Regions from separate parts of the Mus musculus genome. Here region 2 is linked to region 1. A link is a loop called in an ENCODE intact Hi-C map of the cell type or tissue named here. Cell type or tissue: heart. All regions are shown on one strand.

Region 1 (2,500 bases):
AGCACTTGGGAGGCAGAGGCAGGCGGATTTCTGAGTTCGAGGCCAGCCTGGTCTACAGAGTGAGTTCCAGGACAGCCAGGACTATACAGAGAAACCCTGTCTCGAAAAACCAAAAAAAAAAAAAAAAAAAAAAGACGCTTGCTTGTTTTGGTAGTGAGTGACTTTTTGGGGCAGGGTCACATGGTATCTCTGGCTTACCTGGAACTTGCTATACGTAGAACAGAGATCCATCTGCTCCTTATACTGGGATTAGCAGCGTGCACCACCACTCCTGCCTGGTGACTAACTGAACCAGAATAAAATGAACAGAGCCAGGAAGGCAAAGAAACCAGGGTCAGTAGTTTGAGCACTGGCTACTTTTGCAGAGGACCTGTGTCCAATTCCCAGAACCCATAACTACAGCAGCTCACAACTGTCTGTAATTCCAATTCCAGGGGATCCATCATACTCACACAGACAAATGCAGGCAAAACACTTATATGTACATAACAAAAAAATTTTTACGGAAGAAAGAAACAAATAAACTAAGGTATCATGACTTCCCATCTCCACTGCACACCTGCCAAAACAGAGACGGGGTGGGGGTGGGGCTGGGATGAGGATTGGGGGCTGGATTTATACTTCAAGCCCAGTGAAGATGTCTCTGAGGAGGAGGGACTAGGGCCGCAGGAAGGCTTTAATTGAGTGCCTAGTCTCTGAGCGCCTTCCTCAGCAGAGAAGGGATTAAAGATGACTCAGAGCTGCCCAGCCTGGAGGAATCCAGTGGTGAAGCCCTGGCTTAGTCTTTACTTAGGTTTGGGGGAGAGGCTACGGAGTGCTGTACTCACACAATAGGCGCCAAGTTCAGGCTCTCCCGCTCTCCCTTTGCTGAGCGTTCAGATATCAGGTGCTGCTTAACCTCCCTGAACTGACACACAGTTTATGAGTGGGTAGAGTAACTTCCTGTCTTTTTGTGTATTTTAGAGGTAGCTAGAAATCAGCTGTGTCCTGTTTCGTTTTAATTTAAAAACTAAATTCTCTTTTTGTTTAGGTAAAGCTTTGTTTAAGCCCCCTTTTAAAGAGCAGTTTGCCAGTCTGTTCTTGCCCAAACATCTAGAGAATAACTAGCAAGGAAGCCAAAATCAGATCCAGGATCTGCAAGCATCGTTAGCAACTGAGCATATTTCTATAAACCAATAAAGGTTTTTCTATTTTGTTCATCTGTTACCCTTATGGTGTTGCCGCTTTCACATGCAGTATCTGTAGGCGGGAGTATAAGTAACAGCATAGCACAAATGAAAGCCGGTGGAAAGGGGCTGCTTTCGCTTTAAGGCAGCTTCGACTCCAGCTCCCTCCCCTTTCCTGATTGACAAACCTACCCGAAGTCACGTGATCCGCCTCTATTTGAAGGTCACAAAAAGCTGCTTCCTTTAGAGACAGAGGGGGAGAGAGAGAGCAGGAGGGAGAGTGAGCGAGAGAGTTAGTTCAAGCCAAAATGGCCGACAGAGTCTCTGCTGGTTTCTGAATATTTAAAATACAAAATACAGATAGACAAAAAGAATTCATTTTTTGGACCTTTTTTCATTTCCATTTCTACCTTGTATGCCTCAATTTGCTGGATTTAAGCACTGCTGCACTTTATGAGGTTGGTAAATATTTTCAATTTTTAAAAACCAATTGATTTATATGGATCGTGTCTAACCGTTTGCACTAGTGGTGTTGCAAATCGACATTTCTCTAGCATGGAGACTGGCTTCAGACAGTTGGCGAATCTGTAAATCATACTCGGGATGTACTTTTGGTTCAGCATTTTAGAAATGGAAAAGACTTGGTAAAATATTTAAATTTTGAAGTAATTTAATTGCACTTTTAGTTTATATGTAGCTTTTTATCGTTTCTATCGTGCAAATAAACGAAGCTGTGAGTAATTGAAATTTGATATTTAGAAAGAGGTTTTTTTAAAAACACAAGCCTCTCCCTCCCCCCCTTAAATCTGCTGCAAAAATTTGCATAAATATAAATGGGTTTGCATTCTTTCCGCTGCTAAGGCCGACAAAGGATCAGGGAGGACTAGCCCTAGAATGGGAAAGCTTCTCTCTCTCTCTCTCTCTCTCTCTCTCTCTCTCTCTCTCTCTCTCTCTCTCTCTCTCTCTCTCGCAGACCAGGCTATCCTTCCTGGAGCTGTGAAGAGCCTAGAGTGAGATACATTTTAAAATAGGGCCAGCGGGTTACTGAACACACCAGGTTTGGGGTTCTAAATTCCCCTTCTTGAAATGCAGGCAGTATGTGGCTCACCCCTCTCTTCTGCGCGCGCTCCTTTGCACTGGGTCCCAGTGTGTGTTCTCAAATGTGCAGCCAGATGCGCTTTTATTTTGATCGTGGCTTCAACCAAATGGTAGGACTGTCTTGTAAACACGATTATTTTAAAGATATAAATGGCTCTTTACTCTGTTTAGAAATTGTTTCTTTACCAGTTCTTCGTGTACATTGGTCTCCATTTCACATGAAATAAAATATTTTG
Region 2 (2,500 bases), 150 kb after region 1:
CAAAAAGCAGGGGCCTCCACAGTAACCAGAACTAAGGTAGCTGATGATATTTAGCAGAAGTCCATGCATTAAAAAACAAAAACCAAACAACAACCACCACAAAACCACCTGGGCTGGTGACCCATGCCTTTAATCTGAGCACTCAGGAGTCAAAGACAGACAGATCTCTACATAGTGAGTCCCAGGCCAGTTAAGGCTACAGTGTATCACTCTGTCTCGCAAAAATAAAGTCAGAAAAGGAAACAGGACCAAGTAGAAAGCTAACAGCTGAAGCTACGGTTTAATGAGGAAAAGTAACCAGAGGCCAAGTGAAGCAGAGTCGGGAGAGAGCACTACGGAGCCTGGAGCCTGGAGCCTGGAGCCTGGAGCCTGGAGCCTGGAGCCTGGAGCCTGGAGCCTGGAGCCTGGAGCCTGGAGCCTGGAGCCTGGAGCCTGGAGCCTGGGAAGGATTGGCTCTGCAAGGATCTCTGTGGAAGAGAACAGTGAGCTGCTACAGCATATCCAAGCAACTATACCCCCGAATCAGTCCAGAGTACAAAGTTCCAGGAACACGTTCTTTTCAGCATACATCGGCCCACAGCCTCCAATCCAATCGAGGACCTTGGGCGCAGGTGTCTGGTAGGTTTATCTGATGTACAAACTATTCTGGCAACAGCTAAGTCTTAAGCTCAGGAAGAGGAGACACTAAGGAGCGGTTGTGTGGGGAAGAGGGAGCAGTGTTCAGATCTAATGTACCATGCCTCGTGTGGGTCTCTTTATGTTGCTGGACGAGGCTTTTTGTTTTCTGTTTTGTGTTTGTTTGTTTGTTTGTTTGTTTGTAGACAGGTTTTCTCTGGCTGTTCTGGAACTCGCTCTGGAGACCTGGCTGACCTCAAATTATTATTATTATTTATTTTTTTATTTTTGTTTTTTTTGAGACAGGGTTTCTCTGTATAGCCCTGGCTGTCCTGGAACTCACTTTGTAGACCAGGCTGGCCTCGAACTCAGAAATCTGCCTGCCTCTGCCTCCCGAGTGCTGGGATTAAAGGCGTGCGCCACCACGCCCGGCTATTTTTTTTTAATGTATGCTATTTTCAGCTTTATTCTGATACAAAAACTTTGAATTTTTTGTTCTCGAGCCACCACGCGTGGAATAATTCTGACAGGCTGCTTTCCGGAGATCGGAACCAGCACCGCGGTTTAAGAGTTTCGGTCTCCAGCTGAGCCTGTCTCCAGCGGGACTGCAGTACTCCAAGTGTCCACTAGGGCGCCTTCCTGGCGTCCCTCCGAATGCCTCTGCAACTTTCCTTTCTGGGTTAAACGCGGGTCTTAATGTGCCTTCCTCAGATGGAAAAACTGAGGAGGCACAGCGTGGGGCAGAGATTCGTAGAAACCAAGAGAAAAGCGTTGACCCTCAGGGGCGACGAGCCAAACTTGAACCATCTTCGCCTTCCAGGCCGGCGTTACACACGGGGCGGGGCCTTGGGAGGAAGTCCCGCCCCACGCACGCCACCCTTCCGCTTTTGGCCCTGCTGCTGGTGTCCGCCGCGTCCTGGTCGCGTGTTGAAAATGGCTGCATCCGGCGACCCTGGCAGTGCTGAAAGTTACCGTTCTCCGCTGGCGGCCCGCTACGCCAGCCGCGAGATGTGTTTCTTGTTCAGCGACAGGTACAAGTTCCAGACGTGGCGGCAGCTGTGGCTGTGGCTGGCGGAGGCCGAACAGGTAACTGGCCGGGCCTCTTGTCCCGAGGGAGGTCACGGCCCGAGCACCTGTTGCCTCGGCAACAGTCCCAGAGCCCTGCACATCCTTTGGAGGACTTCGGTTTGGGCAAGGCTATGTGTGTTTGCGTCCTCCCACAGCGCATTTCAAGTGGAATGCTACTTATACCTTTGCAGGCTCAGGGGGAAAGGCGCTTCCCGCCAAGCTATCCGACATGAGTTTGAGCCGGGTTCAGCATGGTGAGAAAGGCGAAACCTGACTTCTATTAGTTGTCCTTCGACTTCTGTGCGCTCACACATGCACACACACACACACACACACACAGAAAACAAGTAGATTATTCTTTTAAAAAGTACGTTGCAAACTTGATGGTCATTTTTCGCATGAGCACGAGGAGGGCATAACCACCACGAAATGCACCCTTAGGATTGTTATGCCGGGCTGGTTGTTGTAGTTCATGGGCATCACAGCTAGGTCGGCCTGTTGGTTGCTTTCTGCCTTTGGGAAAGCTTATTTGGTGCCTTCAAAATTGTTTCTTGTGTTCTTGCCTTCTTGTCCTCTCGTCCCTCCTCCCTCCCTCCCTTCCTCCTCCCTCCTCCTTCTTTTTCTTCCTCCTCCTCCTCTTCTTCTTCCTCTCTCTCTCTCTCTCTCTCTCTCTCTCTCTGCCTTTCTCTGTCTCTACTACCGTTGCCAGTGTCTCCTTAGCTTGTAAGTGCCCTCAAGCTGAAACTGAAGTGTAAGGTTTATCTGGTCTACAAATTGCTTGACGCATACACAGCTGTGAATATGGATCATCTGTTAG

Evidence for each region. A loop is a pair of places that touch in the nucleus more often than their neighbours do. Peaks named below come from ENCODE experiments on the same cell type or tissue, not always from the same donor. Only the 100,000 strongest peaks of a DNase experiment are listed, where the experiment ranks them.
Region 2: it touches region 1 in a loop (2.0-fold over the local background); 3 of 42 quality-filtered maps call a loop at or near these places.

The regions. Positions count from the first base shown.
Region 1 is chr15:80,797,181-80,799,680 of GRCm38, forward strand. The region is part of intron 4 of Tnrc6b (trinucleotide repeat containing 6b); the gene reads left to right. Among named protein-coding and RNA genes, the nearest start is that of Tnrc6b, 87 kb to the left of the region's middle. In heart, a CTCF peak has its summit at 1,439; DNase peaks (open chromatin) are centred at 761, 1,371 and 2,281; H3K4me3 peaks cover 2,194 bases; H3K27ac peaks cover 2,322 bases.
Region 2 is chr15:80,947,000-80,949,499 of GRCm38, forward strand. It overlaps Adsl (adenylosuccinate lyase), which reads left to right and starts at 1,491. Exons shown (of 13, transcript NM_009634.6): 1 at 1,491-1,701. The coding sequence starts at 1,549. In heart, a CTCF peak has its summit at 1,262; a DNase peak (open chromatin) is centred at 1,482; H3K4me3 peaks cover 1,474 bases; H3K27ac peaks cover 1,443 bases.